Regions from separate parts of the Homo sapiens genome. Here region 1 is linked to region 2. A link is a loop called in an ENCODE intact Hi-C map of the cell type or tissue named here. Cell type or tissue: MCF 10A. All regions are shown on one strand. Links, peaks and the distances in the headings refer to the core of each region. The heading gives the core; the rest is flanking DNA. Region 1 has its middle 230 kb from the start of LINC01756. Region 2 overlaps LOC107984934 (a long non-coding RNA gene).

Region 1 (12,307 bases), core at 2,137-10,136, 72 kb after region 2:
CACTCAACGATTTGGTAGGAGGGTTTTTTTTTTAATCCAAGCAAATATTATGGAACGGAATAAGAATTAACATGACTTTTTTCTAAGATAAATGATCGGTCCTTAAAATGTTCTGTGCTGTGCTAGCTTGTTTCTGCCCATGCCCTCAGATGCCCAGAGAGCATTCACTACCTCCTTCCCTAGGCGGGCTTTGTAGGAAATGTTGCAGGAGCATTGCCCTTAAACCTAACCAGAATCGCTGGGCATGGTGCCACACGCCTGTAATCCCAGCACTTTGGGAGGCCGAGGCAGGTGGATCACGAGGTCAGGAGATCGAGACCATCCTGGCTAACACAGTGAAACCCCGTCTCTACTAAAAATACTAGAAATAACAGCTGTTATTATTACCAGTTAGTTGAAGATATTGATAAATACAAAAAATTAGCCAGGCATGGTGTCAGGTGCCTGTAGTCCCAGCTACTCTGGAGGCTGAGGCAGGAGAATGGTGTGAACCCGGGAGGCGGAGCTTGCAGTGAGCCGAGATCACGCCACTGCACTCCAGCCTGGGCAATAGAGCAAGACACCAACTCAAAAAAAAAAAAAAACCTAACCAGATTCTTAAATATCACCCAAGCCTAACTCTAACCTCTAGAGGTCAACTTGATCATAAGAGGTGTGAGCCATGAGAACATCTAGGGAGGACATCCTAGACAGCAGAGTGACAGGTGCTAGGGAGGTGAGGCCAGAAAGGTCACAGGGTCTTGGGGACCAGTGAAGGACTCTGGCTTTAACCTGGAGAAGATGGGAGCCATGGAGGGTGTGAGCAAGGAAGGAAGTGGTTGCATGGGCATTCTAAAAGGCTCCCTCCTGCTGCTCAGTAGAGAGGAGACCACAGCGGGTGAGAGTGGAATCAGGCAGATGGTTGGGCAGCCCCTGCAACCATCCAGGCAGTGGATAGATCAAATCAGAGCAGGAGCTAAGACAAACATGTATTTTCCAGGGTTGTGGTGAGGGTCGTAGATAATGAATAATAGTTAGACAAACAAAAAAGCATCTAGCACTGTGCCTGGCACACAATAGGCCCTGTAGAAATAACAGCTGTTATTATTATCAGTTAGTTGAAGGTATTGATAACTCTGAAGCCAAATCCTGAAGCTACCTGGCCTCATTTCTCTGAGTTCAGTAGCTCCATCCAGACTCTCAGAGGGAATTGCAAAGAAAAACAAAAACAAACCTCAGGCTGCAAAGAGAAATTGCCAGTGGTGCAGCGCAGGGGGAGAGTCTTCACAAGGTCTTCACAGCAGTGGAGAAAGGCTTAGTTAAGTGATAAAACACTCACATTTCACAGGTTCCACATGTACCTGAGTGACAGCTATCTGGAGTTTTGTTTGTTTGTTTGTTTGTTTTTGAGACGGAGTTTCTCTCTTGTTGCCCAGGCTGGAGTGCAATGTCGCTATCTCGACTCACCACAACCTCCGCCTCCCGGATTCAAGCGATTGTTTTACCTCAGCCTCCCAAATAGCTGGGATTACAGGCATGCACCACCACACCAGGCTAATTTTTTGTATTTTTAGTAGAGACGGGGTTTCTCCATGTTGGTCAGGCTGGTCTCGAATTCCAGACTTCAGGTGATCCACCCACCTCGGCCTCCCAAAGTCCTGGGATTACAGGCATGAGCCACCGTGCCTGGCCTATCTGGATTATTTTTAAGAGGAAGGTAGCCTTTAAAGATGATTTGCTCTTGGTTTAAAAATTAAATAAATGTTGGGAGACATGCGCGCGCACGCGTGCGCGCGCGCGCACACACACACACACACACACACACACACTTGAATTTTCCCAAATCAAACCCTTTCTTCTGTAATCAACTTTTTCAATGGGATTTTTAAACTAGATGTAATAGCAAACAATATTCACACAGGCAGCAGATCAAGCGCACCTTATTTGGAATGAAACTGACAGCCACTTAGATCAGAAAACGTAGCTACTGTTGGGATCTAAAGAGAAGATACAGCTCCAGGACAAATTAGCCTCCAGCTTTTCAAAGACTGACTTCACACTTGTTGGGCTTTGCTCTTGTTGCAAGTATCAGCCAGGAAATTCCTAGACAAGGTTGGACATCTTCCTGGAGTGTAGAGAGTAGGCGCCACATCAAAGTGAGGATATTCATCCTTCTGGGGCTGGAGCTCCTGTGTGGAGCTAGGAGCTGAACTGCAGCTGGCTGCGTGATCTTGAGGCCATTACTTTCTCTCTTTGTGCCTCAGTTTCCCCAATGTGTAAAATGAGGGGCTAGCTGGTCTCTGATGATTCTTCTAATATAAAATTATAATAAGTGAAATTAAAACTAGGATGAAAGAAGGCAAATGAGCACAGCGTGGGAAGGAGGAGGGAAGGATAACAAGAGTGAGAGGAAACATCATCTGAGGTGAGAACGCCGTGACTGCCCCAGATGAATGAGGCCGCAGAGTTGCTTAGACACCATCACCTCCATCGTCTCAGTCCTCATAGTCCCAGGAGGTGAATTATCTCCATTTCACAAATGTGACAGCTGAGACTCTGAGAGGGGGCAGGACCTGCCCAAGGTCACACTGTGAGTCAGAGAAAGAAAACAGCACGAGAGGGGGTTTCTGCTGGCGACAGCCTCCAGGGAGGGTCCGGAGGTGAAGCCAGATCTACCAGCGCTAACTCCAGGGCCCTTTCCCCCAGTCTCTGCATTTCCCACAGCCTGCTGGGCATCTCCTGGACACACTGCCAGTGCCACCAAGATTGGTGCTAGCATCTTCCATCACACAGCTGGGCGTGGAGCAACTGGAATTTGAGCCCAGGACCAATCAACTCTAAAGTTCTTGCACCTTCTGTCCCATGACATTATCCCTCCAGTAAATCACATGCCAAGGTCTAGCATTCTCTCTACATGAAGTTTTCTGTCCCTCTCTTCCTTTTAGACTCAACTGCCCACCTTTGAAGCATAGGAAGATAAGCCCAGGCTCTATCTCCACACTGGTCTATGAACGCCGCAAGGGCAGGACCCATACTTGGTTTAACAAAGACCCCCAGTGCTCAGTAGAGCACCTGATCCGTGGACCCCCAGAAGGCTGGTCAGGATGCAAGGGGGTCCCTTCCAGCAAGGAAGGCCCCAGTGTGGGGAAGGCAGCCAGGCAACACCAGGCCCAGATGATGCCACCCAGAGTGGCTTGAGAATGTGTCTCCAGGACCAGGCCTGGAAGGAGCCAACAGCAGGACCCAGGCGCAGAGAGTCCTGCACCAAAGACCCAGGGAAGGACAAAGACTGGGAGGGCAAACTGAGCAGCAGGGCCAGGAGACCTGAGGCAGCCCAAGGATGAGGTAAGGTCATGGGAGGGCAGGTTGCTCAGGGACAAGTCGGTGGGCAAAGCCTCATACACTGCTGGTGGGAGTCTAAATTGGAGGCACCACTTTGCACAACTGTTCGGCAGTCTCTCTTGATGCTGAACCTGTGTGTAATTGATGACTCAGAAATTCCACTCGTATCTGCCCAGCAGAAATTCACCCATATGTTCACCAAAAAGCACTTGCAAGAACTTCATAGCAGCCCTGTTCCTAACAGCCCTAAACTGGAAAGTACTCAGATCTCATCTAGAGTTAGATGGGTAAACAAATAGCTGCATATTCATACAACATACAAACATCACACATCAATAAGAATCAACAGTGTCCAACTTAACACGCTGACCTGGATAAAACATACACATGATGTTGAGCAAAGTGGAAATGAGACACATAGGAGCACCGGACAGTGTGAGTGCATTTGCATGAAGTTCTGGAACAGGCACAGATGATACGCAGGGTTAGAAGGCAGGGCGCTTCTCACCTGTCCTGACCTAGAGGAAGAGTGACAAGCAGGGGTGTGAGGGGACTCCTGGAGTCCTGGTAACATTCTCTTTCTCGATCTGCACTGGTCCCATAGGTGTATTTAGTTTCAGAGAGTTCTTTAGCCATACGCTTACCATTTGTGTACTCTCTTCTGTGTAAGTCTCACATTTCATTAGGCTACACTAAGAGGTTTGCTTTAAAAAAAAAAAAAGATAAGCCCCAGGGCCCTTTTTAGTGAAATGCCCAGAATATGCCAGTGGGCCTGGCTGCACTCACACCTGACAGACACACCCAACACACTGTATATGATCAAATCATTCATTGTTGAATGATGAACGAATGAACAAATTGACAACTGCATGAAGCATTGAATAAATGAATGGACCGAGGAACCATGAATCCATGAATGAATGCAGTGACAAAATGAAAGAACAATCAATGGAAGCAGAAACAAATAAACCAAGGTGTGCATCAAGGAATACATTCACGCATGATGGCTGTATGAGTAAAATGAATGAAAGAAAAAATGAACAAATGAAAAATACCAAAGAGCCAAATGAATGGGTATAAAAAAACAATAAGCGAAAGAGTAATTGTGCAAATGCCTAAGGCCTACGTGGACAAATGTTTCAATGTGTTCTTGCTGGACATGAGGCAGTGTCATTCGTGGAGCAGAAAACTCCCACTTTGGAGGAAAGCGTCTCCACTCAGACATCTGGGACCCAGGTCTTAGCCAATCAGCATGTTTTCCTCCCACCGAAGGTTCCTAAAGTGACTTCAATTCAGATGTAATAAGAGTATGCTTGAGCAAATATCACACTGAGTATGCCAGGCCCCTCCAATCCTTTCCCCACCCCAGCAGTCACACTGAGCTTTCTTTTTTTTTTTGAGTATGCTGAGTATGCTCCCCAGGATTAACTCTGTGTTCTGTGGAAAGAGCTAAACGGAATTGACTGCGTTGTTTTCCCAATTATGTTACAGATAATTACCTATTATGTAGCAAAACCCCAGGATGATTTTAGTAATCACTATTTAAACAACACATTTTTACTGTCTCCTTACAAATTAACCTCCAGGAAGTGTAATTAATGTCAGTATGAGAAAGTTGGCAGCGTGGCCCAGGAATGAGGATGGGTTGAGGCTGTGGCTGCGATCGTCCTGTGAGACCCCGAGGCCGAGTGTTGCTGACTGAGGCCAATGATCGGGTTGAGAACTCGGAAAACCTGGGTCCAGAAGATCAGACAAGTATTTCCCCATCTGAGCCTTGGTCACTTTCCCTGTTAAACGAGGATGATTCCCTAAATCCCCAAACTCACTAGGACATTAGGAGATCTGACTGCAGGCCTGGAACAGAGTCAGCGTTAGTCACACAGACACCCCCACCATGTCCCCACCGCAAGGGCACATCCTTCATTGTGGGGTGGCAACGGGGTCTTTTCTTGACGTGTGCCCCCTCCCCAAACTGAGGGTAGGGACCGAGTCTCGCTTCTCGGTGCATCACAGCACCGGCATGGGGCCTGGCACGTAATAGGTGCTCAGTAGGCATTGGTTGGAAGAACAAATTAACCCTATCACATACTGTGTGTTTTGTAAACTGCCTTTATAAACACAATATGGTTTGAAAGACACATGGCCACTCACCAAATGCTCCTCCGTCTGCTCGTGGTTGTCCAGATCCTGCCTCACTCCCGGCCCATCCGTCCACCCAGTTTACTCCCTCGGTATCTGCCTCACTCGGCCCCTCTCCCACTTCTGTCTGATGCCTCTAGCAGCTGTGAGCCTAGAGAGGTGAGAAAAGCCGTTTGGACTGTGATAAAGTACCTATCGCCAGGCTCTGAATGAGGGGCCAGGAGCTTTGCTCTGAGGAAATAAGATGTGCCTGAGTGTCCACACTGACCCCAACAGGGGGCCAGCTTTGACAAGAGTTCAGCTTGCGGAGTGATCTCAGAGCCCAACTCTTCCACTCCAGGGACAACAGGGACCCAGTCCCACAGAGGCTGCCCGCAGAACGCAGGTCCCTTGATCACAGACTGGATGCATCCCTGCTGTCCATCCCGCAGGGGGAACGCCATGCATCCAGCCTGCCTTTATGACCTGGGGGTTTCTGCTGCTTCCAGAAGAGAGGGAGAGCTGGAGAAGCGCAGCCCCAGAGGGAGGCGGGACTCCCCTTCTCAAGTTTGCCACATTCTTCAAATTGTCCCTGATCATCACAAATTGCTCTTAGAAGAAGAATTTCCAGAAAGGAAAGAGAAATAGAAGTGGCTCCTATGAAATGAGATCAAACTCCTTGTACGCAATTAAACACGGGCATTTAAAGCCCTTTTCACACTGTTAGATTCTTCTTTTAAGTGGTTGGCAGTTTCGGCTATTGGTTTCTCAGATGTCTGTCTGAGAGTCTAACCTGCATAGGCTAGGAAACACATGCCCACCCTATTCTCAATGTCACAGGGTCCCTTTCCAGGACAAAGTCCAGAGAGGGATACAGAGATGATTAAGGGGGAAAAGCCAATTAGCCCCGTAGAGGGAAGGAATAAAGGTGGTATAATGATATTATTTATTATCTGAACTAATTAATAAGTGTCACAGCAAATATTAATTGAGACATTTCTATGTACGAGGCACTGCTCTGTGCGTTAATTTATTTAGTCTTCATAACAAACCTGTGAGGCAAGTATCATTTTTATCCCCATTTTACAGATGAGAAAACTGAGACACAGAGGAGTTGAATGGATTAAAGGAAGGGGAAGTGGCAGCGTGTGTGCCCAGACTTGAGAGTCAGGCAAGTCAGAGTTCACCTCTCTCTCCATTTGGTCCCTCACCAGCTGTGTGGCCTTGAACGGGTGAGTGCATGTCTCTAAGCCTCCATTTTCTCCTCTGTAAAATGAGGAATAGGATATGACACCTGCAGGACCTGTGGTATGGTAGGGGCTGGAGAGATGAGACACCCATCTCCTTCCCTGAGTTGGAGTCAATGCTGGTGCCCTGCCAGTTGGCTGCGGGCACATTCAGGCCCGAGCATGCCCAGAGGAGGAAGCTGGTCCCTTAGCAAGAGGTAGACTAGCTGATCCACCTGCTAAGGACTGCACTTGGTCTGTGAGACACACAGAAGGCACAGAGACCTATAATCCCAGCGTTCTTTCCAGAGCCTACGTCCAGTCCCAGCAGGGAGCGGTGGACACTCAGCACCTATTCTGAAAATCTTTTTAGCGGGAGAGCTGAGTGCCACAGTCAAGCATAGAGTCTTGGATAAACACCTATGGAGCAGAGTGGCCGGATCATGGTAGATGCATGTTAACTTTAAAAAAAAAAAAATGCCAGACTGTTTTCTGCAGTCTAACATTTTATATTCCCACCAGCAATGTATGAGGAGTTAGTTCTTCCACATTCTCACCAATACTTGTTATTTTCAGTCTTTTTAATTTTAGCCAGTCTGGTGGGTGTAGAATGGCATCTCATTGTAGCTTTAATTTGCATTTATTTGATGACTAATGATGTTGAGCATGTTCTCTTGATTTATTGGCCATTCATATATCTTCTTCTTTGATTACTTTTTAATGAAAAACACACTTGCATTCAAACTGAATTATATTGTCAACAGTTAATTATCACTTGTCAAACAAGTGTGTACCCAGATTGTGGGTTTAATTTTCATGTAGGTTTGCAAATGCCTCATTCCTCTTATTTGACAAGGCCTCTCTGAGCAAAATACATTCATTGTTGGAAATGATGCTTTTTTTTTAAGGAGTTTTAAAAATAAATAGGTTTGCCTGGTGTCTGAGTCAGGGCTCTTTGCAAGTAACAGAAAAACCATTCATTCTAGCTTAGGCAAAGAAAAATTGTGTGTGGAGGGGTATTGTACTAGGCTGGAGGAGGGCAGGGAAGAGGGGAAGTTTCTAATGGAACTTACAGAAGACCAGCCTACCGGAGCCTGGAACCAGGGCCTGGAATGCCAGCTGGGACCCCAGACAGCCACTCACCTGCCCACCCCACCCTGCAGCTCATCTCCACTTCTCTCCATGCACCTGTTTTATTCTCTCTACAGCGTGTTTTTCCTGCCTCTCCGCTCTCATCGGAATGACGCTTCCTCCTCCCTTGAAATCACACATCCTTAGGTCAAGGGCAGCAGAAAATTACCTAATAGGTGGGTCATATCCTTGTTTGGCTGCTGACTCTCTGGTGCCCTGGCAAATCCTTAGCCTGACAAATCTGTACCCGTCACCAGGGCCAAGTCCTGCCTGGCACAGTTGTGCACTTGCTGCATATTGTCACATGCGTAGAGCACTTTACTCTTGGCCAAGGAGCCAGAGAGGGCAGTATCTGTGCCTGTTAGCTCAGGGCAGTCAGGGGAAGAGCAGGAGTGGGGACTCAGGGCAGGGGACTCCTCAGGGCTGAGAGAGCAGAATGCATTCCTGACTCCTGAGAGGGTGGGAATGGCAGCACTGTCCAGGTACTCAGATCCACCCCATGGGTGGGAGGGAGGGTGCTGACACTCACAGCCCCCCACTCCCCTCTGCCTGACAGGCTCACCTCTCCTGCAGATCAGGCTTCAAAATCTACCTCTGTCTCTGACCTTGGCCAAGTGGACATGTGTCTGCCTGTAATGTGAATTCATGCACATGCATTCCAGTGTGCATGTGTGTGCACGCAATGTTTGTCATTGTGTCTGCATGTGCATGGGGGATGTTTATGTGGATCTATGTGTGTGTTTTGTGTGTCTGTGTAAATCTGTGTGTGGCTGCATGTGTCTGTGTACGCACTGCATATATCTACACACCTATGTGCACATTCAGAGGGTTCTAGGTGGAGGCCCAGGGGTTCTTCAAAGCTCAGTACCCAGCAGAACCCTGACTCCAGGCCCTGGGCCCCCAGTGCAGGACTCTCTCCACTGTCCATGCTGCCTCCACTACTATGACTAAGGAAGACTCTCCACCCACAGCCTCAACCCCACCCAGACCACCTTTCTCTCCATCTCCAGCTGCAGTAGACATAAATGCTGCTCTAATTTCTCCTCACTTTCAGTAATTTACAAAACGGTTTCATTGGTTCCACAGTCAGCACTGCTGCGTTTCTCTTGGAGGATCTTTATGAAGATGATGTGGCAAACAGTGTTGTCTTGTTGTTAAGCAAAAAAGTGGTAAAAAAGACTAAAGCATTGTGGGGGTACGGGGGTGGATGGAGATAAGAAAAGTGTCCATGGAGCATGAGAGCGATTACAGGGAGATGCTGTGAACAAGTCATTTAAGCAAATTCTTCACTAGGACTTGGTTCCATCCACTTACTAATAGACCAGCCTCATCATCTCCTGTGATAGCATTTTTTTTCCCTTTTCTCCATCCAGCCCTGAGGCCTTCAGCCCCACAACCCCTGCCCAGGAAAATGGGACTGACACCAGTAGAAAACTCAGAGATCATTTAGTGTGAAGCCAGACAGGATCAGAGCTCTCCATTCAGCTGTGGGATGTGGAACTTCCATCCAGAGATGTAGGTCTTGGCCATGCAGGAGGTGGGGCCAAACTTGCCCCAAATGCCCTGGGTGGGAGACCAAGGTCAGTGACTCTGCCCACACTGACTCTTCACTGCTCACTTCCCTGCTCAGCCTCTCTTGCCCCCTAGGCACTGGCTGTTCCCACACAATCTCTCTCAGGACAGGAGACAGAGGCTTTTCTTGCTTTTATTTTCAGCCTAGCATTTTTGCACAGATAACTTTCACAACTTTCATCCTGATTTGATGGTCATCTGGGAATTTGGTGCCACCCCTTCCTCCACCCTTGAGAGGTGCCCAACTCCCTCCACATATCTCTGAGATGCCATAAGGTGCACAAAGCCACATGAGGAAGGAGAGCCTGGGCAAGACAGGGGGGTTCCACTGGCCCCGCCTCTGCTTGGCCATGTGACACCACCCACTGCCTCCCACCTGGATAAGGATGGTTCTAGCAACTGGTAACCCCGACAAGGTCTGCACTTTACCAGGCCCCTCGCAGATCCTGTTTCCTGAAGAGTGAATCGGACAGAGAGCATCATGGCCCTCATCCTACAGGGGTGGACTCAGGCTTGAGAGCCAACTGGCCCAGCTGAGTTACTGCCAGTGCATGGACAGTGAAGGTCCTGAGCCCATAGCCCAGGCGCTCCCCTCCTTGGCCAGCAGAGCTGCTGTGAGAGACCTTCCTGCTGACCCAGTGACAGTGCTGGTAAGGAGAGCAAGTGATCTGATCATTCACAACCTCCCATTTACCAGGAAGACTATTCACTCCCTAAGTCTTAGCCACGTGTAATTTCTATAAATTCATACTATTTTACCAACATCTCTTATAGGAGGCTATTCTAACAAAATAGAAATTTAGAAGGCTGAAGAATGAAAATATTTATTGCAGTGTTATGACAGTAAAAAATATAACCATCCAAATTATATACATAGGAGATTGTTAAATAAATTATAGATTACTAATCACATGGACAATTTCCAAGAATATACAATGCAATGGGAAACTGATCGGCCTGGAGTGTCAGGTAGGAAAGCCTCAGATCTGTATCTGCACATGGAAGGACACAGCTGGGTCCACCAGTATCCACTTCTTTATCTGGACCCGGAGGAGAACGGTATCTCCCGCGGCCTTCACGTCAGGGTGGCCATAAGACTTGCACTGGACAATGAAGTATGAATAGAGGCAGTGAGTGTCCCTTCCAGGTGAGAGCATTTGAGTCAGCGCTCAGCTCCCCCTGTCCTCCTTCCCTGTCACGGTGACTTTAGAAGTACATGTGGAGACGTTGACATCCTCAGACAGTGGAGCCTCCATCGGTGACAGTCCCTGCTGTCTGTGATGACCACGCCCTCCCTGCAGACCACTGAGGACATGTAGCAAGAGCAAGAAACAATCTTTGTTATTTTGGGGGGTTGCTTGTTTTTTTAATCATATCCTAGTCTATCCTGACAGCCATGCCAATGGGAAAGCAATTATGAAAATATATACTTGTATATGAAGAGACAAATAAATGAAGAAAGATATTAATCAGGAAAAACTACTATCTTTGAAAGACAAGACACAAGATGAGTTATATACTCTCTTATATAAATGCCTTCACTTGCCAAATGCTTCACAGTAAGGATGCATGGCTGTGTTAGGAGGAAACATCAATGTCATTAACAAGAACACCTGGGCCCTGGCCGAGGCCATCCTCGTTCCAGGCTGCATTTTTCTCTCCTTCATCTCAGTCTCCTGGTCCACTTAGCATCTGTCCCGCCCAATTAGCCCTTTATTACAGATCATTTTGTTCTCTAATTGTCTGCCCTGCATAATTTAGCACAGCCATATACTGTCTTATTGCCAAACGTTTAATTTAATGTCTTTTGGCCTCAGTTTCTTCATCTCAAAGCAGAGTAGTGGCTGAAAAGGAGATCTTTAGAAGCCCCTCAGTGCCAACATTCCTTTGGGGCCAGGAAGAATCAAAGCTAGCACTGGCTTGGCACTTACTGTGTGCCAGGCACTGTGCTAAGTACTTTTCATGCATTAGTTCACTTAGTTATTTCAACAACTCCATGAAGGAGGTCCTATTGTTATCCACTCCTCTCGCCTATTTTACAGATGAAGATGCTGAAGTTCAGAAAGGTTTAGAAACTTGTCCATGGCCACACAGCTCAGAAGTGGTGGAGCTAGACCTTGAACCCAGGCAGTCTGCTCCCAGGTCCCTTCTCTTCCTGCTCCGGTGAGTGTCAAGTCTTTACTATGCCCAGACCCTGTGCCAGAGGCTTGATGCAGGAAGATAAGATGGGGTGCTTGCCTGCAAACAGAGTAATAATAACAACAATAATGATGATGATGAAAGTTACAATGCCAGTTAACATGCATTGAGGGCTCTCTTAGGTCCTGGAGTCCCCACAGCATCCTATGAAGCAGAGACTCCCAGTCTCCATGTTACAGATAAGGATGCGAGGAACAGCGAGGAACAGAACAAAACTCTGTTTTGTTCAGAGTCCCACCCCCAAGTATGCCTCGAAAGTGTCGTTTGAGCCCAGGAATCTGCCTCCATCTGATGTACCTTCATGAAGTCCTCACAATAACCCTATGTGCTCAGTATTAGCTTGCCAATTTACAGAGGGAAAAACCAATGGGGCTCACAAAGGTTAAGCCACTTGCCCAAGACACACATTGAGTGAGTGCTGGAGGCTGAACCTGAACCTGAGTCTGTGGGCTCCGGGGCCCATTTTCTTCCCACTGCTCCAGTGGCGAGAAGCCTAGAGGGGCCACCTGAATGCTCTCGGGGCAGAGAAATCACCAGCTGTGACACATCAGGATAGCAACAATAACAGAATCCTCGCTGAGCTTGTTACCGGTGTTGCTACACTTAATCCACCCCACAAGGTAGATGCTATTATTATCTTCAACTCACACTGAGGAGACTGAGCTCAGAGAGGTTAAGTAACCTTCCTGAAGTCTCAGCAGGGAAGTGGAAGAGACCAGGGTTAGCCAAAGCCTGTGATC
Region 2 (12,307 bases), core at 1,890-9,889:
GATCACTTGAGGTCAGGAGTTCAAGACCAGCCTGGCCAACATGGCGAAACCCCATCTCTACTAATACAAAAAATTAGCCAGGTGTGGTGGTGCATGCCTGTACTCCCAGCTACTCAGGAGGCTGAGGTGGGAGAATCACTTGAACCCAGGAGGCGGAGGTTGCAGTGAGCCGAGATTGTGCCACTGCATTCCAGCCTGGGAGACAGAGTGAGACTCTCTCAAAAAAAATAATAAAATAAAATAAAATAAAAAGTACTTGAGGCTGGGTAATTTATAAAGAAAAGAGGTTTAATTTGCTCACGATTCCACAGGCTGTACAGGAAGCATGGAGGCTTCTGCTTCTGGGGAGGCCTCAGGAAACTTACAATCATGGCGGAAGGCAAAGGGGAAGTGGGCATATCTTACATGGCCAGAGCAGGAGGAAGAGAGGGCAAGGTGGGAGGTGCTACACACTTTCAAACAACCAGATCTCCTGAGAACTCACTCACTATATAGTACCAAGGGGGGTGGTACTAAACCATTCATGAGAACTACCCTCATGATCCAATCACCTCCCACCAGGCCCCACCTACAACACTGAGGATTACAATTTGATGTGAGATTTGGGTGGGAGGTGGGATCACACACCCAAACCATATTACTGAGCAGAGGTCAGTGTAGTGGAAACAGTCAGTGAGAGCAGAGGGCAGGAGACAAGGTCAGAGGGACAGGCAGGGGCAGATCGGGTGGACCTTGGGGCTACATGTGCTGCCATCCTCTGAGTGCCCTCCAGACCCAACCTCAGCCTCCTGCCAGGAGACTGATCTGAATGGATGGCATCAATAGGGCTCCTGTGCCCTCTTGTGCCCCAGCTTCTGTGTGTTCTAGAAGCACCAGAGGAGACCAAGTAACAGGAGTAGAAAGATATTGGGTGCTTATTCCCTGGCTCCCTCCCTCTTAACTATAGCTGCAATGGCTCTCTTTCTCTCTTGAAGCCCCAGCTCCATCTGGTGACCCCTCTTCTGAGGCTGCAGCTCTCTCTGAGGTCTGGTAACAGCTTCTTTCTGGACCGGGATGGAAACAGCCCCCCACTGTTGCCGGCCCCCAGTGGCCTCACCATCCCCTGCTGCCTTCCTGTATCCCTGCCACACCTTGGTGAATTGCCCTCCATTACCCTCCCTTCAATCACCCTCTCCCATTGGTCCTTGGTGGTCTGCTCCCTGCTAAGACCCTGACTGATAGTGGATACTCCTTGATGAGCATTCAGATTTCATTTGAAGTGCAATAGGGAAGCCTCTAGAGAGTTTAAGCTGGGGAGGGACTTACTCTGCTTCAACTTTTATGAAGAACCTCCTGGCTGCTATAGAAATGGATGGGAAGAGGGGACAAGAATAGACAGGGGACATATTGGGGACGATTGCAGGGTCTAGGCAGATATAGTGAAGTTTGGTCCAAGGTGGAGGCAGTAGATAGAGGACCCAGGCCAGATGGGTCCTTCAGATAGTAGCTTCAGCTCCTGAACTTTTGGCCCCTGAGGATCTTGTCCAGGGTCCTGAATTCCCCCAGTGCAGGGGAACTGATGGGTACAGAACCAAGATCCCCCTCAAGGCTGAGGCAGAGTTAGGGGAGCTCAGTGTGGAGGGAGGGCTCCTCGGGGCAGTGGGCCCTCTAGGATTCAAGAAGGATGGGTGGAGCCGGGCATGAGTGGAGCCAGCAGCTGCTCTGGGCCTGGGGCAGAGCTGCCTTGAGCAGGGATGTCATGAAGCCCATTGGTCCCAGAGCTCTGTGAGCCACTCAGGCACTGGCCCAGAGCCATAATCTTCACCCTTGCTGTCCATATAATTGCTTCAATCTCCCTTTGATTTGCAGGAAGTTGTGGCATGGGGGCAGGAGAGAGACGCCACTGGTCCTCAGTCATCTCCCAGTGAGCAGAACCCAACCAAGGTCCCATGGCCTGCCCTGCAGCCCCCTTCACACTCCAGCCCTGGAGTGGTGGGGTTGGGGCATCTCTGGCTGGTGCACAAGCCAGGAAGTTTGGGTGTCTTTTCCAGGTGGAAAAGGTGGAGGAGGGATTCACCAGGGGATGCTGGGCCAGTCGCTTAGCCTCTCTGAGCCTCACTTTTCTCATCTGGGAAATGGGCTAACACATACCTCACAGGGCTGTTGTGAGCCCTGAGTGAGATGCTGATATAGTTTGGATATTTGTCCCCACCCAAATCTCATGTTGAAATGTAATCCACTACTGTTGGAGGTGGGGCCTGGTGGGAGGTTATTGGATCATGGGGGCAGGTGCCTTATGAATGGCTTGGGCCACCTCCTTTGTGATAAGTGAGCTCTCTCTCTGAGTTCACAGGAGATTCCAGTCATTTAAAAGTGTGTGGCCTCTCCCCCAGACTCTCTATCTCTTGTTCCTGCTTTTGCCATGTGACCTGCCTGCTCCCTCTTTGCATTCCACCATGATTGCAAGCTTCCAGAGGCTTCCCTAGAAGCAGATACTGGCACTGTGCTTCCTGTTCAGCCTGTAGAGCCGTGAGCCAGTTAAACCTCTTTTCTTGTAAATTACCCAGCCTCAGGTATTTCTTTATAGCAATGCAAGGACAGCCTAATACAGATGCCAAGGCCAAGGGCTGTGCCTGGCCCTCTGCAGCTGCACCACATGAGTGAGTCCATCCCTCCTGCAGAGAGGTCGGCACTGACAATTCTCCCAGAATCCAACACTCGCGTCATTCAGCCTTCAGCATTCCCATAGGCCTCTATTCCCCGCTCAGGACCATCAAAGCATCAGGTGGGCAGCCACCACAGCCTTTTCCAGCTTGTACAGTAGGGGCCCTTATTTCTCTGCTGAGCAACAGCCTCATAGCCCCGATCACTAATCACTGCACCCCCAGCCTCATGAGCCTGTTGGATACATTCAGGAGACCCTGAAGCCTCCCCTGCCCTAGAGCTGTGGCAGGAGAAAAGACACACCATTGGCCAAGGATCTGCTGCCTCCCTGGCCCTGCGCTCACAGGAGCCTCCCGTGCCCTATTCCCTCCAAGACTGTGCGTGGGCAGGAGGGGGTCAGGAACCACGAGGACGTACACTGGACATGCCAGCCACCCCTGGGAGCAGGACGCTTACCTGGAGTCCCAAGAATAGAGCCTGCTGGGTGCACACGTGAGTGCTGAGTGACAGCAGTGATCAGATCTTTGGCCTGTCAGCACCTGGGAATAATTACAATCCTAAAAAAAGCCCTCATTATTTCTACCAGGGCCGTGGTGCCCTTTGGAAAAGTGGATGTTTCCTGCCAGATCATCCCCTGAAGCTGCATTTGTCACAAGCTATTGTGTAAATCCATGTTTGGCCCATTTTTTAAAAATGTGATTTATCCACTTGGCTGCCTTAACGTTCCTTCTCCAAACTCTCAAAATGTGGCTGATCTCAGGAGCCCGGAGAGGAACCATAAAGCATCACAGGGGAGTGGTCTGGCTGGGTCCAGCCTGGGGCTCTGAACTCCTCGTGCTGCCCCAGAGAGCCAGCATGGCCAGTACGGGCAGCCAAGGTGAGGGAGGGTGTTCTGCTCCAGAGCAGCAACCATTCAGGAACAGTGGAGGGACAGAACCTGGGATCTGGAGGAGGCTCAACTTCAGGCTTATTCACCCCAAAAAGGCTCACTGTGGTTCCACCCTGTGCAGCCCTGTGTGGGGCCTGGGCTGCAGCAGTGAACAGACAAGGTCCCTGCACCCCAAGAGCTGACACCATGGAATGGGGAGGCAGAAAGAGACAGATAAGCAATGCATCAGCAAGACTATTCCAGGTAGGGACAGGTACAGTGAAGAAATCAAAACTGGGTCATGCTATTGAGGTGGGGAAAGGACAGTGCCCATCAGATGTTGGGTCAGTGAAGGTCTTTGTGAGAAGGGAACATTTGAGCTGAGACCTCAATGGGAGATGAAAGACAGAGCAGTTAGTTTTGCCTGGTGGGATCAGGAAGGTTCCAAGGAGGAGACGCGATCTCATGGTGGATGCTTAGAATTGGACCAGGTGGGAGAGGGGAAGTGTCTTCAGGGTATTCCAGATGGGGCAACACAGGAGCCAAGGCCCACAGCAGTGCAGGTTCATAACATGTTGGGGGAATGTCTACTGTGGCCAGAGTGGAGCTGGAAGCGTCCTGGGGCCAGCATGTGACAGATCTCTAGTCCTGTGCTATAGATAGGACCCTCTCCTGAGACATGGGGAACCCTCTAAAGGGGTTAGACCTTGTGACTTCTAAGGCCCCTTCCAGCTTTCAGTTTCCATAAGGCAAGCTTGCAAAGGCTGTTGGCTTTAGTTGAGTGAAAACTGAATGCAAATAAACTTTTTAAAGTTAATAAGCTTGTTAAAAATAGATCTGGGGTGTCATGAAGTCCTGGAGTTCACAGAGACCAGAGGTGGTAGGGGAGACCGAACCTTAGTGGCCCAGGGTCCCTCACGTGGGGCTGTGCACAGATGGACACAGGCCAGGGCAGGATTTCATTCTCCTCCAAACAGTCATTCCCCTCCACCCTGCCCACCCACCGCAAGTGCCAGCAGCACCCAGAGGTCCCCTGCTCTTGCCTTGAATCCTGGCCCAACCCCCTGGGGTACAGTCCTAGAAGGCCATCCACCCACCCCCCAAAAAAAACCCAGCACAAACCAGGTCAACCTTCTTCCCCTCCTATTTTAGATCAAGCAGCCAGTCTGCCCTTTGGGAGCAACAGGCTCATTTCTCTTCCTGGCTCACTAAACAGTAGGACCCTGCGACTCCCACAGCAGGCTACTGGAGAAAGTTTTCTAGAACTTCAGACCCTTTGATGGAGAAGTCAGACTAATGAATAATTGAGACGTCTGGGCTTCCTGAGAACACTATGGATAGAGGTGTCCCAGTTCTTCCAGGAAAGCAGAGCTTCGGAGCGCTGCACGGAGGCGAAGAAAAGCCTTTACTTAAAGATGAGTCAGGAAGGCAGAGGGCTGGGGTGGAAAGGGCTGGAGGCAGCCAGGAGAGGCAGGTGCGTGGGCACTGGCTTCTGGTGAGCACTGCATGCAATTAGGCAATTCATGATCAGAGCACGGCTCTGCACTCAGACCTGGGTATGAAGCCCGTTTACATAATACAAGGTCAAAAGCCCAGCTCATACTCTCTTCCAAATGGCCAGATGGGTGGAGAGGCCACGCCCAAGATAGTACCAGCCTGACAGCCACCCAGCCAGTGGACCCGTAGGAAGGAGAGACCTTTCCCCACCCAGCATCCATTCATGACCCACACACACCCCTGACCCCACGACGCCCCAGAGGGGCTCTGCTTGCTCTGGCTTGAGCCACGTGCCTGCCTCTGCACCAATCGCAGCAGCCACTTGGATGGGAACTTGTGATTGGTCACTTCCAGGTCACATGCTCACTCCTACGCGGGAAGGGAGGTAGTGGATTGGCAACGCAACCAAAATAACATGGAGTATCAAGGAGCAAACAGGAAAGAAATGAAGGGCTCTTTGCAGAATGGAGAGAGGAGGGAATGTTACTGAGCACTTGGCAGGCATTCAAATGCCTTGGTGATCTGGCCCCAGGCTACCTATCCAGTCCCTTCCAGCTACACCCCTACTGCACTCAGCCTGACTCATCTGAATATTTGCAGGGTCCTCAGTGCTGCGCACTCACTCCACCGCAGGTCTTGCCCAGGGGTTCCCTCTGGCTTGGATGACTTCTACCACCTGCACAGCAAAGCCAGTCTTGGGTGTCACCTTCTCTGGTAAACCTTCCATCCTGCCCACTGGCATACTGTGCTTGGTCTCCGTCGGTTCACAGCCCCCCTGCCCAGCTACCCCGACTCCCTGCCCTTGAGAACAGAGATTTAATCTTATTCTCTTCTGTTTCACTAGTGTCTTGCACATTTTCTGGCACCCTGTCAGCTCAATGAATGTCTTTAGAATGAATCCATTAATGAATTAATTCCAGTTATTGGCAGAACTGATCTTTTGTGTATCTGGCAACAGCAGCTGCGCTCCATGTGCTGTGGTTTAACAAGCCTTGAGGAGATGTCCTTGTCCCAGATTGTATTCCTGATAGGCATCCTAAGAGTAGTTTCTTTCCCTCTCTGACCTTGCTTTCCTCGTCTGTGAAATGGGCTCCCTGACCTTTAACGCTGGTTCCAGTCCTGTAAGTCATGGAAAAGACTAGCCTTGGGAAACCAGGGCCAACCTGGGGGACCCTGGATAGGCCGTCCTAGAAGAGCCCTAGGAGACTGGCATCCTGGGAGGCAGAGGGGCCTAGGATGAGAGAAGTTTCCAAGCATATAAAAGTGAAATCCTGCTGAATTCACAATTTTGCTAATATTAGAATACTGTCAGATACTTCCAAAACCAAAAAAAAAAAAAAAAAAAAAAATGAGTTCTGAGTCTTGAATTAATCTTTACATTTTCACAGGGAAACTTAGATCTGTCTTTTGAAGTACAATAAAATCTCACTAATGAAAACTGATCATAATTCTGGGCACCTTTGTGTTTGCTATGGGAAGAATTGTTTTGCTAAACCAATTAATAATATAAACAAGACTAGAAGTGAAAGTATTTACCCTACTAAAATGAGCAAAGTTTTTGCAAGCCTCTTCTTCACAAATTCATGGGTCCAGGAGGAACTTCAAGATCCTCAAAATTGTTCTCCTCTCTCTAATCCTACCCATGTTTCCTGTACCCAAGTGAGGTCTCAGCACTGTGATCATAGGTAATAATAAGTAACAGTTAAAAAGGAGCTACCATGTGCTGAAAACTTGGCTGAGAACTTTTAATCCTCACAATTCTACCTCTGACTTCATCTCCTACTGCTCTCCCCACCTTACTACGCTCCAGCCACACCAGCCTTTTCTGAGTTCCGAGCTCACACTCACCTCCAGAGCTTTGCATGTGCTGTTCCTCTGCCTGGGGCTCTCTTCCCCCGCAGCAGCCTTATGGCTGGCTCCTCATTGTTCAAGGCTGAATTCAAACATCACCTCCTCTGAGAAGCCCTCCCTGATCATCCTATCAGACATTTCCCTCCTCCTGTCCATCAGGCCTCAATCCTGTACATCATCTGCAGCTATTGCCTTAGTAGCTCTCATCATGGTCGGAAATCAACCTATTTATTGATGTATTTACTTATATCCCACCTCCCCCTCCAGAATGTGAGCTCCTTCAGGGCAGAGTCCTTGTCTACCTTTTTCACAATTGCATTCCCACTGCCCAAAACAATGAATTTCTGTCTCCCCAAACCCCAACCTTGCCCATGGTGCTTTCTAATAAATGCATATTAAACTAACAAATGGATATATAGAAAGTACAGTAGACAAAAAATAACTCAGAATAAATCATGAGCCAGGCATGAGGTTTATCTTCACTTCATCCAACAAGTTTTCCTGAGTCATTTGAATGATTGCAAAAGGTCTGTCTGTTCTATTTAAAAGAGTGCCTTGCTTTCTGGACATCTGTATTCACAAATTCATCACCTAAAAGGGTTGTCAGCCATTGCATAAGATCCTAAGCACATTTCACAGATGAAAATACTGAGACTCAGAAAGAGAGTTAGATCAGTAAGATCTTGTGTGGTGTCAGAGACGACAAGAAGCCAGCTCACTTGGTCTCATATCTGTGTCTAAAGCACTCTGGAGGTGCTTTTAGAATCTTTCATCTGTCACAAGAATTGGCACAACTTTTCTGGGGGCACTGTAGGAATAATAATAATAAAATAATAGTAGGAGTAGCCAAAATGTCCTGAGTGGGATAAACAGTGTGGTAAACCCTTCAAACAACAACCCAAGGGGATGAGTACTATTGTTATCCCCATTTTCCAGAGGATGACACCAGGACCCAGATTCCCTGCCTCCGGTCCCTCACCCAGAGCAGGGACATGCAGGGGACCCTGGAGCACCTTCTGCAGAAGGGCTGGGTGTCAGACCTGGCTTCTCACCTCACCTGGCGCCATTTAGAGACATTAAAAAGCACTCAAAGCTAGGCTGGGTGCAATGGCTCACACCTGTAATCCCAGCACTTTCGGAGGCGAGGCGGAGGCAGGCAGATCGCCTGAGGTCAGAAATTCGAGAATTCGAGACCAGCCCGGCCAACATGGTGAAACCCTGTCTCTACTAAAAATACAAAAATTAGCCAGGCATGGTGGCAGCCGCCTATAATCCCAGCTACTCGGGAGGCTGAGGCAGGAGAATCGCTTGAACCTGGAAGGCAGCGGTTGCAGTGAGCCAAGATGGCACCACTGCACTACGGCCTGGGCAACAGAGCAAGACTCCGTCTCAAAAAAAGAAAAAAAAAAAAAAGCACCCAAAGCTGAAATCACTGAGATTTCTTCATCCTGCAATTTCTATTGAAAATTATTGTCTCTCACTTTTCTTCCCACCTACCCAAAATATCAAGTCAGTCTTTCCTAGAAGCACTTAATGGAGATAAAGGGGATTCGGGGATAATTTTGCCCCATTGAATAGTCACCTGGAGCGAATGAGAGTGGCCATATCCTCATGGGGCCCATCACCTCCTCTCCCCTCCCTGTCCTGTTCCTGCCCACTCCCCTTTTCACTCCTCAGAGGCAGCCATGGGAGCTCAGTCACTGGGGAAATTCACATGTTCTCCAGGGCCCCTGCCAAGGTCTGCTTTCCAGAAATCCAGTTCCCACATGAACCTGGCCTGACGTTACCAGTGAAAGCCTCTGAGCTTCTGGAAAGGAGCAGGGAGGAATCCCCTGGAGAGAAGGCAGAAGCCCCTCAGGCCTTGCTCTGAGATGCCACCAGCACCTGCTTGGTGGTGACACCTTGGAAATCCTCCAGGCCACAAGGCCGGGCCACAAGCTTTTCAGTGCCACTTGAGACAATGCTAGGCTCTCGGCAGGTTAGCAGGGGAAGGTTAAAGCAGGGACAGGAGTCTCTGATGCAGAGAAGCCATGACCCTTAACTATTCAAAAGCACAGCCCATCCCTAGAAGGGCCGGTCAGGGCTGCAGAGGGACGCCAACCTCCTCCTGGGGTCTTCATTGCTCTGGCTTTGGGATTCTCTGGAAACTTGCCCTAGCCCGCAGGCAGGGCCCACTGTAGTTACCCTTCATAATAAGAGCTTTCATTAAAATGAGCATCTACTATGTGCCAGGCACCATGCAAGGAATTAACACTCTATATATTAGGGTAATCACTGTGAAATTGCCAATTTCGTAGGCTGAAAATATAGGTTGAAATAGCAACAACTTTCTATCATTCAACCTAATACATTCTCCTATTTCATCTCCACAATAACACTGTGAGGCGCCGATCACGATCCTCATTTTATAGGTGAGAAAACAGAGGCTCAGGGAAGCAGCCAGAAGTGGGCAGTCAGAATCCACATGCACGTGGGCCCCATGCTAAGCCCAGCTCTCTCTGCAGGGCCTTACTGTCCCTCCTGTTATTCTCATTCCTCCTCTGCTTTGCCCTGTTCCCGGGGTCTGCGGCACTCGCCCTCACTACGGTGCCTTTGCTTCTGCTGGGCCTCCCTCTTGAACTGCTTTTCCCTTCCTGTCTTTCACAGGATCACAAGAGGAGCCGCAGAGTTGAGTTGAAAAAGATACCATGTCTGCCCTTAAAGGGCTCACTGCCCTGTGTAGACACAGGATAATTTGTGATTTCAACTCCATGTGTTCAGGAAGAAAAAGAGAGATCTGACTAGTAGCTTAAAAATGCCCGTGATTTTGCCTACACTCCTCTCCATGAATCCCTGCTCCACAATGACTCTAAGCCAGGAGCTCTGAATCTGTGGTTTCCTGGCTTCTGTTTACCTGCACCTGCTGAATCTATAGATGGACACCTCATGAGAGGTGATTCTGCAGAACTGGCCAAGCAGAAAGGCTGAGCTTGGGGATCAGGGTCTGTGGAGGCATCTGGGCAGGGGAACAGCGGTGTGGAAGGAAGCAAAAAAGAGCTCCGTGGAGCTGGAGAGTGAAGGATGGGGGGGTGATAAGGTTAGGCTTTGTGTCCCCACCCAAATCTCATCTTGAATTGTAAATCCCCAGGTGTTGAAGGAGAGATCTGCTTCTCTGTGGGAGGTGATTGGATCATAGGGACATTCTCCCTCCTGCTGTTCTCATGGCAGTGAGTGAGTTCCTATGAGATCTGATGGTTTTATAAGTGTCTGGCATTTCCCCTGCTTGCACTTCTCTTTCCTGCCACCATGTGCAGAAGGTCTTTGCTTCCCCTTCTCCTTCCGCCATGATTGTAAGTTTCCTGAGGCCTCCCCAGCCATGCAGAACTGTGCGTCAATTAAATATCCTTCCTTTATAAATTACCCATTCACGGCTGTGTCTTTACAGCAGTGTGAGAATGGACTAATACAGGAAGGAGTGGGGGAAGGTCAGGGCAGGTGATGACGCTGCAGAGTTTGGCCAAGGCCAGACTTGAAATGGCAAGCTGAGTTTGAAATCTATTCCAGAGGCTAATCATTTTCACCTAGGTTCTTCCTCTGTGGTGGCTCAAAAGTTGAGTTGCCAGATTAAGCAAATAAAAATATAAGATGGATAGATTCTCAGTTATACTTGACTTTCAGCTAAACAATGAATATTTGTTTAGTGTAAGTATGCCCCATACAATATTTGGGACATACTTATACTAAAAAATTATTGTTTATCTAGAACTCAAACATAACCAGGTGTCCTATATTTTATCCAGTACCTCTACTTGGGGACCAGAGCAGGCTAAGAGGAGGCCAGGAATGGGCAGGCTCAGCCCCCTCTCCACTGCAATCTGAAAAGTTTTGCTGCTCTAATTTTAGATTTTGGGGAATCTATGTCAGATCCATTTGAAAATAAGTTTCTGACTTCAATAATAACACTAAAATGTACATAAAACCATTGTGTAAATTATGTGTAAGATCCCTTCAGGGACCTAGACAAGGGGTTAGCAAATGTTTTCCATAAAGGGCCAGATTTAAATATTTAATTGTAATTAATTATAAATATTTAATTTTATTATACAGTTGTAAATATTTGATTATAATTAATATTTAATTGAAATATTTAATTATAAAATGTAAATATTTTAGGCTTTGTGTATTATACCATCTCTGTTGAAACAACTCAACTTTGCAGTTACAGTGTGAAAGCAGCTTTAGACACTTAGTAGGTAAATGAATGTGTCTGTTCCAATAAAACTTTATTTACAAAATCAGACTGTGGAGCCACATATGGCCCATGGGCTATAGTTTGCTGACCCCTCATCTAGACTGTTGGGCACACTCAGTGCTGGCTGAGAGAAATCATATTCTTTCCACGATGTTCTGTGCACAGGGACAATTCCTCTTAAGAAGCTGAAAATCTAACTGGGGACATCTGTATCTCTCTTCCTGCCACTGATTTGTGGGGTGATCATGGAAAAGGTTGCCCTTCCTTTCCTGGGTCTTAGAGGTCCCACTTCCATGATGAAATAGTTGGAGCCCCAGGATCTTCTCCCAAGTCACATCTGATGACCTGGTCCTACCATAACATCTGTCCCCAAGTGGTAGTTGCTATTCTCTCTCCCTCCTTTTCTAAAGTCCCCACTATCTGGTTGCAAGATGAAGACAGCATTTACTTATTCTACCCACTTTCGCCCCATGGACAATTTTTTTTTTTTTTTACATTTCCAGGGACTCCAGATGCCCTGAAAACCCTTCACCCCTGCTGCCTCCTTAGTCACTTACACTGGGCAGAATGCCCACGGCCAGGGGCACTGAATCTCCCCCATGCAAGTAAACATGTTGGCAGTGCCAACTCACTGCCAGAGACCAGGACCCCCTAACAGGGAGCTTGCCCACAACTGGGAATGTCTTTAACACCTATTGACAGCTCTTCCCCCATCGCTCTGTGCCAAAGTTGAAACAGTAAAAGGCATCGATTTCCCAGGACTGAACTGGGGGGCCAAGGTCAAGGCAAGGAAGAGGTGGGTTGCAGGGCACCATGCAAGATGGGTTTTACATGAAATTATGGTTCTGGCTCTCCCAGTGGCATCTCTTCTGTGCCACCACGACAGACAGCTCTGTGAGAAATGGCAGATTTGTATTTCATTAGGACACTTTAGTCAAAAGATCAATGATGCTTCTCAGAACCTCTCTGCCCATCCACTGGGGTGGGTGAGCCTGGTGAGAAGCCTGCAAAGACCCAGCTAAAATTAGGCAGCTGCCGACAGACACCCGATTCACAGTCACAGAGCATCGATTACAAAAGTGATGCTGGGCTGACGGGCTTTAATCGGCCTCCGTGTTCTGTCTTTGTGGAGAGGGACCTTTGTAATGAAGTGGCTCCCTCTCTGGGGAAATGAAGCTATCTGGGGATAGGCTCAGGATTTGGCAGAGTGCAGGAAT

Evidence for each region. Hi-C counts contacts between places; a loop is a spot of excess contacts. Peaks named below come from ENCODE experiments on the same cell type or tissue, not always from the same donor. Only the 100,000 strongest peaks of a DNase experiment are listed, where the experiment ranks them.
Region 1: a loop joins it to region 2, with 4 times the contacts of the local background. A loop is called at or near these places in 4 of 110 quality-filtered maps.

What each region holds. Positions count from the first base shown.
Region 1 is chr1:29,571,207-29,583,513 of GRCh38, reverse strand. No RefSeq gene overlaps it. Among named protein-coding and RNA genes, the nearest start is that of LINC01756, 230 kb to the right of the region's middle. RefSeq lists a silencer at 2,521-2,717. In MCF 10A, for the core only: no CTCF peak of the experiment used is centred there; a DNase peak (open chromatin) is centred at 6,813.
Region 2 is chr1:29,642,866-29,655,172 of GRCh38, reverse strand. The region is part of intron 1 of LOC107984934 (a long non-coding RNA gene); the gene reads right to left. Among named protein-coding and RNA genes, the nearest start is that of LINC01756, 300 kb to the right of the region's middle. RefSeq lists an enhancer at 4,121-4,200. In MCF 10A, for the core only: no CTCF peak of the experiment used is centred there; DNase peaks (open chromatin) are centred at 5,022 and 5,392.